3 separate regions of the Mus musculus genome follow, and all the other regions are linked to region 3. The links are chromatin loops, found by intact Hi-C in ENCODE. Cell type or tissue: left cerebral cortex. All regions are shown on one strand.

What was found. Peaks named below come from ENCODE experiments on the same cell type or tissue, not always from the same donor. Only the 100,000 strongest peaks of a DNase experiment are listed, where the experiment ranks them.
Region 1: a loop joins it to region 3, with 2.4 times the contacts of the local background. A loop is called at or near these places in 5 of 42 quality-filtered maps.
Region 2: it touches region 3 in a loop (5-fold over the local background); 11 of 42 quality-filtered maps call a loop at or near these places.

The regions. Positions count from the first base shown.
Region 1 is chr1:104,826,349-104,831,348 of GRCm38, reverse strand. All of the region lies in intron 1 of Cdh20 (cadherin 20), which reads right to left. Among named protein-coding and RNA genes, the nearest start is that of Cdh20, 60 kb to the right of the region's middle. In left cerebral cortex, no CTCF peak of the experiment used is centred here; a DNase peak (open chromatin) is centred at 3,033.
Region 2 is chr1:104,941,855-104,946,854 of GRCm38, reverse strand. Cdh20 (cadherin 20) reads right to left here. Exons shown (of 12, transcript NM_011800.5): 4 at 4,638-4,757; 5 at 1,496-1,663. Among named protein-coding and RNA genes, the nearest start is that of Gm29012, 170 kb to the left of the region's middle. In left cerebral cortex, a CTCF peak has its summit at 1,916 (motif pointing right); a DNase peak (open chromatin) is centred at 1,909.
Region 3 is chr1:104,767,414-104,772,413 of GRCm38, reverse strand. Cdh20 (cadherin 20) reads right to left here and starts at 3,894. Exons shown (of 12, transcript NM_011800.5): 1 at 3,516-3,894. In left cerebral cortex, a CTCF peak has its summit at 2,934 (motif pointing right); DNase peaks (open chromatin) are centred at 3,013, 3,282, 3,499, 3,878 and 7 more places; H3K4me3 peaks cover 3,950 bases; H3K27ac peaks cover 4,156 bases.

The DNA of each region.
Region 1 (5,000 bases), 59 kb before region 3:
ATAGCAAGAGAGTGAACTTTAGCAAAGCAAGGGATGTCAAAGGGAGAAGAGGGAGAAGTCTCAGGAAGCTGAGATTCTTGGCTGTGTGGTTGGAGATGTCTGAATGGCAAACTGTCATCCTCACCTGAGCCAGAGAGTAGCTTACGTTACAGAGATCTATCATCTCCCGTTTCTAACGTAGACATTGAGGTAACCATGGGGTTCACAGGATCTTTGGAGGGAGTCTGTGTCAGATCTCAGTTATCTCCTGATGAATGCTGACAGTCTCTGTTTTTTCTCAGAGGAATTAGGAGGGCAGGCAGGAGAGAGCACTGTAAACCTCGCCTCTTGCCCTAAGCACGTGTTTTCAGAGTTCCTCTGTTCATAGGGATATTTTTCATATTAGACAGGGCCGCCCTAATGATCTCATTTTAAGAATTATTTTCATCTATGATCACCCCATCTCTACACTAGAAAATTTTGAAGTACAAGGGGTTAGGATTGTCATGATGCTTTGAGAGGCACAGTGCAGCCCATTGTAGTGGGTGTTTTGGAGACTGCTCACTCCTGGTCATCATTCTCATTACATTTGATAGCTTGTTAGCACCCAAATATGCAAAGCATTTCACTGAGCATATCAGCTTCATTTTGTTAGTGTAATAAAACACTTTAGGTAGGTGATTTTATAAAGCAAAGAAGCTTACTTTGTATCATGGCTTTAGGAGATTCATCTGGTGCTTGCTTCTTCCTGGCAGCACCTCAAGGAGGCATACAACATCACATGACAAGAGACAAATGTGTGTCTCCCAGCTTTCCTGTTTGGTCTCTGTCCTTCATCTTACAAAGCCATTAATATTAGTCGCTGGATTCACTCAAGTGACTTTACTTAATCTTTATCACTTTTTCAAAAGCCCACCTGTAAATGTTGTCAAACGATTGTTTCTCTCTTTATACCATAGACATGTAACTTTGTGGATTAAACTTCTACCTGAGCTTAGTGAGAACCAAGAGGAGGCAAACCACACTCAAGCCATAGCACTAGGACTACAGCAAACAAAGAAGAAAAATATGGAGATGATTGAAAGCTTGGATACCAAGCCCCAGGGAGCATCCGGTAACTGCTGTGAGACACAAAGAGAGCACTACACAAACTACAGGATTATTAGAAAAAGGAAATAAAGCCCATGGCTAGTGAGGCACTCTTGAATATTTGCTTTTTTTCTTTTTCCCTTTTTCTTTTTTGTTTGTTCTATATATCAGGAATTTCAATTCCAGAAATGTTAAATAACCTACTGAAGGTCTGCTGACTACAAATTACCTGTATGTTGTATGATGAATGCAAGGGTTCTTGCAGGCTTCAGTTTCCAACATTGTGAAATGTCTGTATAATATTTAGTAATAGTTATATAAAATAAATAATATTTAAAATTTTATTTTTATGTAGCTATTCAGAAACAGGTGAACATGTGAAAACAATGTGGAAAATTATTTTTAGAATAAGTCAAAGACATTTATATCCTTAAAAATATTACTAAAATGTTGAATAAACATTGATTATAATAGTCAACCACCCACCATCTATAGGTGTCAATCTAAAACATCCATACCATAGTTCAAAAAAATATATCAACCCTAAAATATATAATTCATTTACCTTCTTATTAGTTTATTACTATAAATTATTAGTTTTTATTAAACCCACAAGCTACCTTGAACTTTCATAGTTTCTTTCTTCCATATGACCCTTAATCTTTGAAAGAGATCAGAGCTGCTTCACTGGGAGACATAGATGTGTGCCATACAAAGTCTGATTCTTCATTCCATGGGCATGTAAACAGTTATTGCCAATATCATAGCTTCCTTATTTAACTATACGGTGCTGAGATGGGAGCTGCTTGAGAGCCATGAGCGTAGGAAATCTATTGCTAGGTTTAGTAGCCAGTGTGTATGCGATGGAAAACATAAGAAAAGAAAGAGATGATGAGAAAAGTTTCATTCTTTTGGTTTAATGTAGAAATTTTCTAAAAGAAAGAGGAACAGGGCAAGAGGGAATAAGAAACTGAATCTAAAATCAACACTTTTGCTAGAATTCTTTCTTTACTGTATGCTAATAAATGATAGAACAAATATCATCACTGATAATATTTAAGAAATCAGAAATCTGGGTGAGATCGTCTCTGGACCCTGGCAGCAGAGTTCAGAGTTCACTTTGGCTCTGACATTGGGGATGTCTTCTCTCTTGTTTGGAACACCATCCAGGCACCAATGATCTGAATCTGTAAAGTCAAGATTAGCAGTAAAAATGCAACTTCTATGAATGTGAATTATTAATTATTAAGTTTTTATGTTTTTAAGTTTTAAGTTTTATTAAGTAATTATTAAGTTTTTATGGCTGTTTGTCTATGTCTGTTGATCAAACAACAACGGCAAAAACTTATAATCCCTTTCCAGCTTCTGGATATCAACTAAGAGGAGCAAACCCTTATGGCCTTCCTTATTGTGTATATGTGCAATGTAAGCCAGTCTGTAACAGGTTCACAAAAGCAGGGACACGAAGAAGAAAGAAATAGAAAAGGTTTCATTCTCAGCCTGGGCACAGAGAGATGGATGATAATGGTGATGGAAACAGCCAGGAGCACATATATAAAGGGACCTGGTCTGGGACAGGTGGCTAGGGAAGACTGTCCTTAGGAAACGGTGTTCATATGGAGTACAAAGGGAACAGGCAAGACAGTGAGGGGAGGAAGACTGTTGTTCAGGACTTGAAGGATCCAGGCAGAAAATCATAAGCACAGAAGATGAAGGTTTTGCAGTGGGCAGGGTGGGTGGTGGAAGGTAAAGATGGCTACAATCATCGGGCACTAGAGCAAGTAGGATCGAAGCAGGAGGGCAGGAGAGAGGTTTGAGATGTGAGCAGGGGCTAGACTGGGGACAGAGTAGAAATGTAGGCAAACGGTTGCAGCCTTTAAGTAAAAAATGAATTAAAGAAGTAATTTGCTGGCAATGCAGAGCTGTAGTCAGGGCTGCTGTGTGGACAACCAGCAGGAAGAAGGCCTGGCAGGAAGCCAGGGCAGTGAAAGATGGTATTGCCAGGAACAATGCAGTTGAACAGCAAGAGTAGGACCAAGGAGTACTACTACTGTTGTGCTATTGTAGTTTCATAACATGCCTTTGTCCTCTTGGCCTGTTCTGGATCTCATTTCAACAATGTAGAGAGAGCCCCAGAATTAGATCTCTTGAATCATACAATGGTAATACATACCATAATCTACTAATGGACATCTTGATTCTCAATTATAAATGACTGCAAAGAATACCTGTCATGGACCAGTTGCCTAGTTATTCCTTTCATGAATACATTACATTAGGTACAAACTAACTCCCCAAAACATTGCTTAAACTAGCTCTCACACAGTTTCCTAAAAGCCTAGTCTCCATTCTCCTGCCAGCCTGGTGCATTGCCAGCCTTTTCTTTTTGTCTGTCTACTGGTAAAGAAACCTCAATATTCTGACATCTATTCTTTTAATTGCTTATGAGTTTTCTCTCTTTCATGTATTTCTTGATAAATTATACTTATTCTTCCACGTTCTGTTTCCTTTGCCTGTTTATAGATGGAAATGTTCCTGCCTCTACTGATTGAACAGACTTTTTTTTTTTTTTTTTTTTTTTTTTTACCTTTGCCATGTGCACAATGCAGACTGCAGGATAGATTTCTGTTTGTCTTACGTTGTGGTCATGGAGTTCCTGAATGTGTGTGTATGCCTTTTTTGTTTTTACACATATGTATTTTCTCACTTTTAAGTCATTGATTTTGACAACTGTCAGTGTTTTTATGATTCTAAGTTTGTTGATAAATCCAAAAGGCCTAACTCCAAGTCTAGAAAACGGATTTCCAATTACTTTGTTTTCTCTCAGGAATACATCTGGGATAAGTATGAGGTTTTGAGGGAATGTTATTTCTGAATTTGACAAGTCTCCGGGACACTGTCCCAATATCTTGTCTTCAGAAGTGTTCTTTCCATCCCTGATTTATTGTGCTGCCTTTATATCGTGTGCTGTCTTCTCATCCATGAACAATCTTTTGTTTCTGATCTCTCATCCTGTGCCATGTTCACAGTCTTAATTACTGTTATTTTGTATACCTTTGATATATTTGGTAAATCCATTTAATATTTGCTAGCATGGATTTATCCACACTACTCATCTTTCTTAGATTTTCTTATTTATTTCAAAGTGCTTATTTTTTTTCAAAATGGATTTTACTCATGTTATGTTGCTATATTATACAAAAGTCATGTTGTGGTTTTGGAAAGGATTAAATTACATTTATAAATTTATAGTAGCATCCCCGGTATCTGAATCTTTTTCAAACTTCAAAATCACTCATGTGAAAGAGATTTAGTTTAAGATCAAGTGAAGTATATTATATATAGTGACTCATATTTAAGAAACATATGAGAAATTAGCAATATTATGGAAATCATGGTTTTAGATGACCTATTTAATCAACAAATATTTACTAAGCTGGGCACATGGTTAGCACTGCTTTAGTGGTAAGGGCACAGGGTCCCTTTTCCCACATTTAGGAGAGAAACACTAGGCTTCATCTTCTATTTTAGATAGAGTAGTAAGGCTACAGTGACAGCAGATAACTCTGATAAAATATTTACTTTGCAGTCTGCAGTGGTGACTCAGCAGTCAATAGTACTGTTGCTCTCAAAGAGGACTTGAGTTTGGTTCACTGCACCCACATGACTGCTCACAACCATCCCTAACTCCAGTTAAGAGAATATATTACTATCTTCTGAACTCTGCTGACACCCAAAAGACATGTAGTACATAGACATTAATGCAGGCAAAACACACATACACATAAAATAAATATAAAGAAAACCCTTACTTTAAAAAGAACATAAAAGGTTGAATAGCAATTGATCTATAAAAACAAAGAGGATTTTTGATTGGTCTGTAAGATGTGAAATACAAGAATGTCCTTGATTCCACAGAGTTAAGAATGACA
Region 2 (5,000 bases), 170 kb before region 3:
TGTTCAACCTGGAACTGAGTCTGCCATTTTGACATCTCCAGTTTCCTCCCATCAGGCATTCACTTTCCTAAGTCATACCTCCATTCCTGAGTTTTGTTCTACTGTCTTTCTTGTGTGTGTCCACCTTCCTTAAGGACATTCAACCTGATTGTTTCATTTTCACTTACTATTCAAATCTGAATTTTTCATGCCCCTGCCTGCTACTAGTTCCTTTATGCATCCTCTGCTCTGTCAGCAGTTTTCCTTTCTGCCACTCAGATTAAAAAAATGTTGTCATCTTTGACTCCCTCCACTCTCAGCCATGGTTCTCCTATCCAGGAGATTAATAGTCAGGAGTCTGGGGTGGGGGGAGGGTAGAGATAGCATTGGACATGTAAATGAAGAAAATACCTAATAAATTAAAAAAAATAGTCAGGAGTCCTCCTTCTTTTCTTCCTCCTCTTCCTCCCCTACTTCTCCTCCTCTTCCTCTGCTTCTGTTCTCCTCCTTTCTCTCTCTATATCTATATCATCTCTATATCTCTATAATTATATATCTATATATTTATAATCTATGCCTATATACTTCTTGCATTTAATTTTCTACTCAGATGATCTCTAATACAGAAACGATTTTGTTGGTTTTGCACAGGGCTCTATATTACTTTAAATGGTGTCTCAAATTGATAGTGCTTTAATGAATGTGGCTTCTTCATCCTGTCATGTCTCCTTCTAAGCTGGTGTAAATCTTTTCTATTCTTCAATCTTTTCTTTAAGTCTCATTATCTTGTGAAGCCTTTATTCATGGGCATTTGTAGAGAACAAGAAGCCAATTCATGTGCATTTCTACAAACTGTTCATGATACTTTAGTTTTTTCAAGTCGTAGGATTAGTCAATGTGAGACCTGGATAAGTGCACCATTTGTGAACCTCTTAGTGGTACACCAAACACTATGTACTGCTTTCCCTTGATGAGTAGAGTGTGTGTGTGCTCCTGGCTAGATTTTAGGCTTTGAGTGACAGGCCATAGTATCTTTAGATCATCTACTATTTGGCACCTACTTGCATATTGCTTGGTTAATGTGGTCAGATGGTGGTGTGTTCAGCTACAGCTCTGGCTGTTTCAGGAAATGCTTTTTTGAAGTAATTCCCATGGGTAAAGCACCTTAAGGACGAGCTCTTAACAAACAGAGAGTTAGTGCTTAAAAACAAATCTTACTCATGGTAATTATTTGTGGCCCATAATATTTTAATCCTACCTGATAAACCTAAATCTTAGTATTTAATTTTGTGCTGGTGTGTGAATGTGGCCATCAGGTAAAAGCAAGCAAGCAAGCAAGCAAACAAACAAACAAACAAACAACCTTCTAAGTGCCATGGGAAGCTGAAGGCCAGAAGGGAGGTGTGTAACAAAGGAATGTATACATAATGATTTTTAACACAAACTGACCTTACACCTGAACCTCAGTAAAGCCTGGGTCCCTCTGGCTGAGAGGTACGCTCTGGTTGGTACTTACTCTGTGGAAATCGGGGTGGGTTATCATTGACATCTGAGAGAGTGATGTTGACTGTTGTGGTCCCAGCCAATCCTCCAAGTTGCCCTCCCATATCTTTGGCTTGGATAATCACTTCATAGTACTCCTTGGCTTCTCTGTCCATGTTCATAAGGGCTGTTCTGATTACACCTGCAGGACAGAAGTGGATTTAAACAGTAAAAGCACAAAGCTGGTTTTCTGAGGACTTGTTTGTATATATCTTCTTTGTGTGCTGTAAATGCCTAACTGAGATGCACATCACCAGTTTTTATTAAACTGGAGGTTAAATTCCCGGCTTCAGAAAAGCACCGTATAAAACAAAGGACAAAGAAATAAGACACCCAGCAGGAAGGGCCCAGAGGCTGGAGTCCTTGGCAATGTTACTGAGGCAGAACAGGAGGTGGCAGCAGTGGCTTTCTTACAGACTCCAGGAATTGCAGTCTGTGGCAATTATAGACTACTCTGTCTTTACCACAGAAAACCTGGGCTTTGAGTCCAGAAAACAAACCTTCTTGTGTCTACAAGTCTGTGATTTTAGGTAATTCTCCTTCAGCTCTTTTTGCCTTCAGCCCTAGAGCTCTTGTAGTGTCAAAGACTCTTTAGAAACTGGCTCTGAATATGAATCCTGTGCCTCCCCACTGCCTGCAGGTAGGGATGTCCTGTGTTTACAGCCACAGTTTTGTTTTTTTCTGCTTACTTCTCTGCTTTACTGAGTTCCTTGAGCAGGGAGGGGTACTAGAGGCTCAGGGTGGTTTTTTTTTTTTTTTTTTTTTTTTTTTTTTTTTTTACCATGCATAAGAAATGAACTTCTCCAGGCAGTTCAGAGCAGAAGCAAAGCATAGGTGTAGTGACAGGGTATCATTTAAGAAATTAGGTCTACCATAGTTAAACCTTAGGTGGAGCTTGGAAATCCTGTGGGAGATGGAGAGGGACAATTGTAGCAGCCAGAGGGTTCAAGGATAGCACAAGAAAACCTACAGAATCAACTATCCTGGGCCCATAGGAGCTCAGAGAGACTGAGCTGCCAACCAGAAAATCTGCATGGAATGCAGAGGTGCACATATGTGAGAGTTGCATAGCTTGCTCTTCAAGTGGGATTCCTAACACTGGGAAAAATGGCTGTCTCTGATTCTGATGCTTGCCTGTGGCACCCTTTTCTCCTACTGGGCTGCCTCATCTAGTCTCCATAGGAGAAGATGTGCCTAGTCCTACCGCAACTTAATATGCAAGGGGGTTGATATGGCTCTCCTATTCTGAAGATAAATGGAGTAGTTGGAGGAGAGGAGAGGAGGGGAGAGGAGAGGAGAGGAGAGGAGAGGAGAGGAGAGGAGAGGAGAGGAGAGGAGAGGAGAGGAGAGGAGAGGAGAGGAGGGATAGGAGAGATAGTGCAGAAGGACTGGAAGGAGAGGAGGGATGGGAAACTGCTTTTGGGATATAAAGCAAATAAAGAAATAAATTGAAAATAATAAAAGAAGAAGAGGTATCTAAAGCAGATGCACAGAAGTGTAGGCTTCTGATCCTGCCAGGGAAGTGGAGAGGTTATTTTCCCCTTTTACTCCTGTAGCTTAGAAACGCTGTCTTTCATACAGCGGAGGGGAAGGCTACATGATTATTGTTACAGGTTTAGGATATATCTTGTGGTTAAACTGACCTTTTGCCTGGAAAGGCAAGTGTGTGGGAACGACACCTTGGCTGAGTTTCTTCCTATGATCTATGTGCCATAGTCACTGAGACCATTCTAAAACGGTATGTGCAACATTTTCTTCTTGTAAATGCCTCTTGGCCAAAGCAATGACAATCTTTTCATGTATTTTTGACCTCAACACTGTAGATGCTCCTCCTGGGGACTGTCAGAATAATGTAAAATACTTCTGAGGATATTGAGGACACATGACCCTGATCCTGTCTGTAATTTTCTTCCCTCAGGCATTTCTTCATCCTCCTCCCCTCTCTTCACCCTTTAGTAGAATTATTGAAGTTTCTGTTTTATAGATGCCCCTAACTGCCATCTTTTCCCTTTCCTTTCACTAATTTACATCCTCTCACTCACTTTCTACCTTTATGGTAGCATTTTCTGTGTACATGGCTACCTTGATGACTTCTAGGGGAAAAGCAGGTTAGTTATAATAGAGATGTAGTTCTTTTCTCTTTAGAATAAAAAAGTGACTTTGATTGTTCACCAGTGACTTTATCTCTGTGATTTTTTTTGCTCGAGGTCCTTCTCCTAGGTCTGTTTTCCCTGTCTAAAGTTGGGGTAATAGCACTTCCTAAATATTTTACCTGTGAGGTTAAATGGTAATGTTTACAAAAGTTCTTGAAAAAGGAGAAATCCTGGCACACGTGTAAGACATCTATGATACAGTAATTCTTCTGCCCAAGAGAGAAAGTAAAGTGGACTTTCTTGCTGTATTAAAGCATAAATCCTGAAGTAAACATTTTTGAAACAGGTGAAGCCCCCAGGTTCCTCTGGTGTCTCCTTTTCTGCGATGATGCTTTAATCAGTCTCTTTGCCATCTTCCCTTGTTAGAAGGTCACCAGGTTCTGCCTTTTTAGGTGCCATATTCATGTGCTATTCCCACTCCTATTGAAACCCGCCTGCACAGCCTTGGGTTCTACTTAGCAGCCATTGGCTCAGCAGAGATAACATTAGGGGTATATTGATAACCACAGGAGCTTGGCTAGTACCTAACTTCCCAGTTTTCTCATCTAGTGAATCCTAATGATTCTGGACTGCATGATTGCCCAGAAGGTTCTTTCTGGTTTCAGAGTCTGTAATTCTAGCAGTAGAGTAAGCCCTGGAGAATGTGTTGATCTTCTTTGGGCTTTCTGAAGTTATAGGAGACCTCAAACCTTTATAAATAAATATAGCCTTGGGAATTTTGAAAGGTAGTAAGGAGACTTTCTCTGTTGACAGGGTTTGGGTGTCTCTCAAGAATCCATTCACACTGTCTCACTCCCTGGCAATCACAGTGTGTGCTCCTAATCTTAAAGATTATGACTATCTTCCCTGTCCAATATGCTCCATGGAGAGTCCTTGATAGGAAGAGTTTGGTCTGTTTTAAGTAGGAAACATAGGAATTATTGAATAAGCACACACCTCTGACTTGACTCTTGTACTATATACCTGTTTTGGAGTCCACAGAAAAATATGGCTGGCCCTGGAGAATGCTGTACACTACCCGGGCACTGTTGCCATAGGTTGGGTCATCAGCATCTGTGGCTGTCACTTGGATAACAGATGTACCTGAGGGAGAGAAGTGGGAGAAACCTAATGAAGCCCAGTTTAAAACAGCTGGTATAGTACTTGCATAGTCAACCTTAAAACATTTTACAGATGTTGCTTGCTTCTCTGGGAGAGTTCCCTTTCTTGATCACGATTCCATGACTCCCATTTTGTTACTCAATAGGGATGATAGTCATATGTGTTAAATTCTTTCTTTCTTTTTTTTAAATTTTATTTTATTTTATTTTATTTTATTTTATTTTA
Region 3 (5,000 bases):
CATGAAAAATCTTGTCCCCAGTCAAAACAGAATAGAAGGGGGTCACAGAGTGATGGCTCAGCTCTCCACTCTCTCCACCCCAACCACTACCAAGTGCTGCCACGAAGTAAATGAAGGGAAAATGAAAGTAGTAAATGCCACTTTCTTATGTCCCCAGTTGCTCTTATTTTTGTTGCTTTGCAGCCCTGATTGCAGCACTGCAGGTTAGAATGGACAGTTAGCTGTAATTATTCCAGTCACACCACCTCACAATGAAATCTTTATCCCGTGTTTACAGCCGCCTTTGGCAGAGGCTGTCTTGCTGTCTCTAAACTAAGAAGAACCACCCTTTGGCTCCTCTCGGCATCAGCTGCCTGAGTTTCAGGCTGGGATCCCAATAATCAGACTTCTTTTTCTTCCAAAGTGGACTTCTTCTTTTTTTTTTTAAGGGTGAAAAGACCTATTCTCATCACCCCCCATATATCCTGGCTGATTTATGTCCTAGCCACAGCAGCTCTTCCTTCCGTGTCTCTGTACATTTTACCTCCTTCCCTAGACTGCTACTAGACAAACCACATTTTAAAGTTCAAGACTGTACAACTAAGTAAATAAAATGCTTGAGTAAACAGTTCTCATTACTATGAGGGGGAAAACGTAAGAATTGGTAGATGGGTAGAGAGAAATCAGGGTTTTATTTTCATTTCAAAACTCTCAACTTTCTAGCTCAAAGGCCTTTCTCTAGCTTTGTCACCAGAAGACATCAGTGTTTCTCAGTGGCTCTCTTGATGAGGTCCAGCCATTTATTTAAATTCATCAACAGCTGTAGACTAGCAGCTCCTGAATGAGAGGAAAATTGAGAATCACATCAGGGTCTGCAAACAGACTTCTGAGTCCTCTGGGATGGTAAATACTTCCCTGTTCCAGTCTGGAAGAAGAAAAAAAGAAGTCCTTCCAGTGCAAAAGTCAGGAGCAGGCACTGCCATCACTTAAAGTGATGGTCGTCAACTTTCCTAACGCTGCAACCCTTTAACATAGCTGCTTATATTGTGACTACAATAATAAAATTATTTATGTTGTTACTTCATAACTCTAATTGTAAATCTCTGTGTTTTCCCATGGTCTTAGGTGACCCCTGTGAGTCACTTGGCCCCCAAAGGATGCAAACCACAAGCTGAGAACCACTGATTTGAAGTTTCCTAACAGAGGTAGCAAAAGGACCCCTCACACCATCTGATGGAGTGAATCAGAGCACACAGGAAAAGCCATGCTGGGTTCACTCATCATTCTAGAACACTTAACTGCTCTGCACCTTACCTCCAGTCTTGAAAGCCCAACTGGCAGACATTCTCCTAGCAACCCTCAGTCTCTCCTCTCAACCCCCAGCGCTAACGACAGTCACAGTGCCTCTCTGGTGAGAACTGGGTCATATAATTTTACTGAGGAGAAAGGTAGGAGGGGAGTGGTCCAGTCGTACAAACATTGAATAAATTCCCCAGCAACTCTCCCCAAATTAAAGATAACTTTCCCACAAGTATGCACAAAAATGTCAAGAACGCTAAGTCATTTTTTTATGATTGTACTTTGCTTTTCCATTTTAATGTCACACTGCCACATGGCACACTTGCTAAAAATGTACCTCCTTAACCTGTGCAGTAGCAAACTTTTCACAGAACATTAACATGTCGTAGTTTATAGACTGTCCTTTCTCAGTGTGCTCAAAGCACTTTCTAAAATACAAAATTAGACCATCTCCTGAGTAGAGTCCCATCAGAAAGACTGCTCAGTGCGTTGGCAAAGGGGAAATCGGAAGCACAGTAAAGGTCACCCCAAAGTCAGTGGCCACAGCCCAGCTGACTCTAGGAGCTTGATTTCATTTATCTATGTCCTACTTGCACACTATTTGTCTCTCTTTCTTCTTTGGCAGGAAAGGATGTGGGCAGCACAGAGGTTTGACCTCATCTCCTGCACGCAGTGACTGCCAGGACTTCCATAGTCCTGCCTTGTTTTCTGCTTCCTCAGCAGGGCCAAGCCTGTGCCCTGGAACAGATCTGATCAAGGGCTAAGCCAAGAGGGTAGCAACCAACCTCAGGTGTCCTTGAGGCTTCCTCCTAAAACTAAAGGGAAGGTTGCTCACACTAGGAAGCTCAAAAGGCTGTAGGGGTTCTGTAACTGGAAGCAAGTGAGTACCCGGGGCAGCAGAAGGAAAAGCTGGGTCAAGTATGGAGTTCAGGGTGGCTCTGCCTCCACCTTGAGAAGAGACAGGACGGATTGTGGATAGGGAAACAGTGCCTTGCATTACTGTTAAGACTTTCTGTTGTTTGTGCTGTTCTCAGCTAGATACAGTTCACAATCCTCTGCCAGGTCCCTGACACTACAATTCTGAGGCATTTGTTTTCTTTGATGGAGGCAAATCAGAGACCAGAGGAGGTCCGCTTACATTATGTGAGGGACAGCGCTTACAGACTCAATTTCCCTGCTATTATCAAAGTCCCAAACTCCAATCTTCCTGATGTCCAAGCATGTAAAAACAACGTTAATAATAATTGTTTTGATTTCACAGTAAACTCCGAATCTACGAATCTACCCAGCGCTTAACTCCTCTATTCTCGCGTGCCAGGGTTCCAGCCCCACTTCCTCCTCCCGTACATAAGCTCAGCTAGGAAATCACTAAAAGACTCTGGCGTTGCCTTAAAGCTGTAACCCTCCCCCCCCCCCCACCCCCTTCCCATATTCAGCTGCCACAGCTTGGAGGCCAGCAAAGCTTCTGTCTTAGTGCTAAGGACAGTTTGCGATATCGCGGAGGCATTTTCTTTGTAGATCTGAATGTTTCACCTTCTCTGACTCCTTTACTCGCCCCATCACCTCCGGGCTCTTCCAAACACCACCAGCAGGACAAGCAGAGCTCAAACCACCCGCGCTCCATTAAGAGCTTTCCCAGGGATTGCCAGGACTGTGAGACAGGAAATCCGGGGAGTTGGTGATGTCCGGCAGGTGGCAGGGACTAGAGTCACCACCACACCACATTCTCCTCCCACCGCTGAGCTTTGTTGCAGCGGCGCCTCTCATCCCAGAGCCAGGATCGGTCACTGGGTGCCTAGGATCCTCAGCTCTGAGCACAACTACCTCGTTGGGGACTCGGGCATCCTCTCCCTTGGCAGTATGGAGATGCTGGTGACCTCAAGGGAAGCGAAGCGCCCAGGTTAAGCGCTCTGGCACCCCGCGCTCCCCATGTCACCATCATCCAGCGAGCACATTCCAGTGCACAGCACCCTCCACCTGCCTGGCTATTCCGCTGTGCAGCAGCTTTCTTACACACAGAGCATGCCACTAGCTGAGTACATCCCTTCCTGCACCCTGTCCCCGAAAAGTCCCAGGAAGTGGAACCCAGGTCGGCAGGGAGGTCCCCTAGGCGGCGGAGAGTTGAGGGGAAGGCGCTAAGCAGAGCTGGACTGTGCACAGTGCACCTGGCTTCCCCAGAGTGACCTCTTGTGCCTGGGGCCAGATGCATGGGGACCGACGGGAGCCCTCAGCTTTACCTGGCACAGCCGGCGACTCTCCAGAGACGTGGAGACTCCGTAGTGGCGGGTGTCCAGCTCATATCGCTGCCTTCCTCATTGGGCGAACGGGTGTCCTGCCGAGTCCCTTCGCCTCAGCTCGCCTCTGTGCCCCCGCCCCACCCCCTTCCCCCCAAGTCAAAAGTGTCACAGCTTTACAGCCTTCGGATGTTTCCAAAGTCTCCGCTCGATCTCTGGCAGTGGAGAGCTGATGACAAGAGCAGCAAATCCGCTGATGCCCACGGCCCTCAGCTCTCTGCCAGGAGGGTGAAAAGAGCTGCCTGGTTCTTCTGGTCACCGTCCTTTAAGACCAGCGCGCGGTCCGCTTCTTCCCCTCCTTCGCGCGTTTTCTAGCCCGAGTGGCTGCCTCCTGCGTGTACCGCGGGTCTTGTTTCCCCGCTCATGAATATTCTGACAGAGGCTAATGCCGTTGAAGTAAATTGAATTAGCCAATTGGTGCCAGGAATGTGCGCTCCTTCCTTCTGAGGAGCTGTCTGGAACCACACCAGAAGAAAGCAATTAAAGTCCGGTTGGCACCCCGTGGTTTAGACCAGCGAGGGGCAAAATGGGTTAATTCTTTAAATGCAGTTTAAAAACCGCATTTAAATGTTTAAACTCCTTTATTGGCTGGGGGAGTTAGAAAGTGCTAACCCAGAGAGGGATGAAAGGGAACAGAGGGCAGGAAGACACCAGTGTGAGTGTTGGGGGTAGGGGTGGGAGTACATCTAAACTTTGCCAGGAAGTTGAGGTGACTTATTTTGAGAAGACTCTGGATTCTGGAAGAAGCAGTCCACGATAAGAACAGAAAAAGAGAAAAAAGAAGGGGTCTGAGAGAAGATGGTGTTAACACTTTGACCTTGAGGATTCAGCCCCACTCCATTGACAGTTTTCAGAGAATGGGTCCTGGGGAGATGAGAGAGGCAGCTTGATTCGTGGACTGTTTAGAAAATGTCATGATTTCTTTATCCTCATAGCACTATTACAGTTTTCGGTGTATGGGTTAAGTAGGGATGTTGTGAAGTCATCTTCTGTCAATCATTCAGAACGATTAGGGAGATTTAGCTCAGTGTGTAGTGAGTGTCTCCAACAAGATGTTCAGTTTGTTTCCCACAGCCCGCATGAAAAAACAAACAAACAAGCCAAATTAAACTAAGCCAAAACAAAACAAAATAAAAAACAAACCAACAAACAAAAGGAAAATGGAAGCACCAGATAGAGACAAGTGGATCAAGGGTGAGCCCTGGGGCTCACTAACCAGCCAGCCCAGCCCACTTGGTGAATTCCAGGCCAATAAGAGATCCTGCTTCAAGTCAATCAACCAATCAAACAGTACCTGAGGGATTTGGTTTAGGCATGATCAATCTAGAAGGCACTTCCTGTTTCACAGTTCTGACCTTTCTTCCTGAGGTCACGTAGAAAGCATGTTTAGAAAGGACCACTTCCATTCCTACCCCGAGTGGGAGGTTA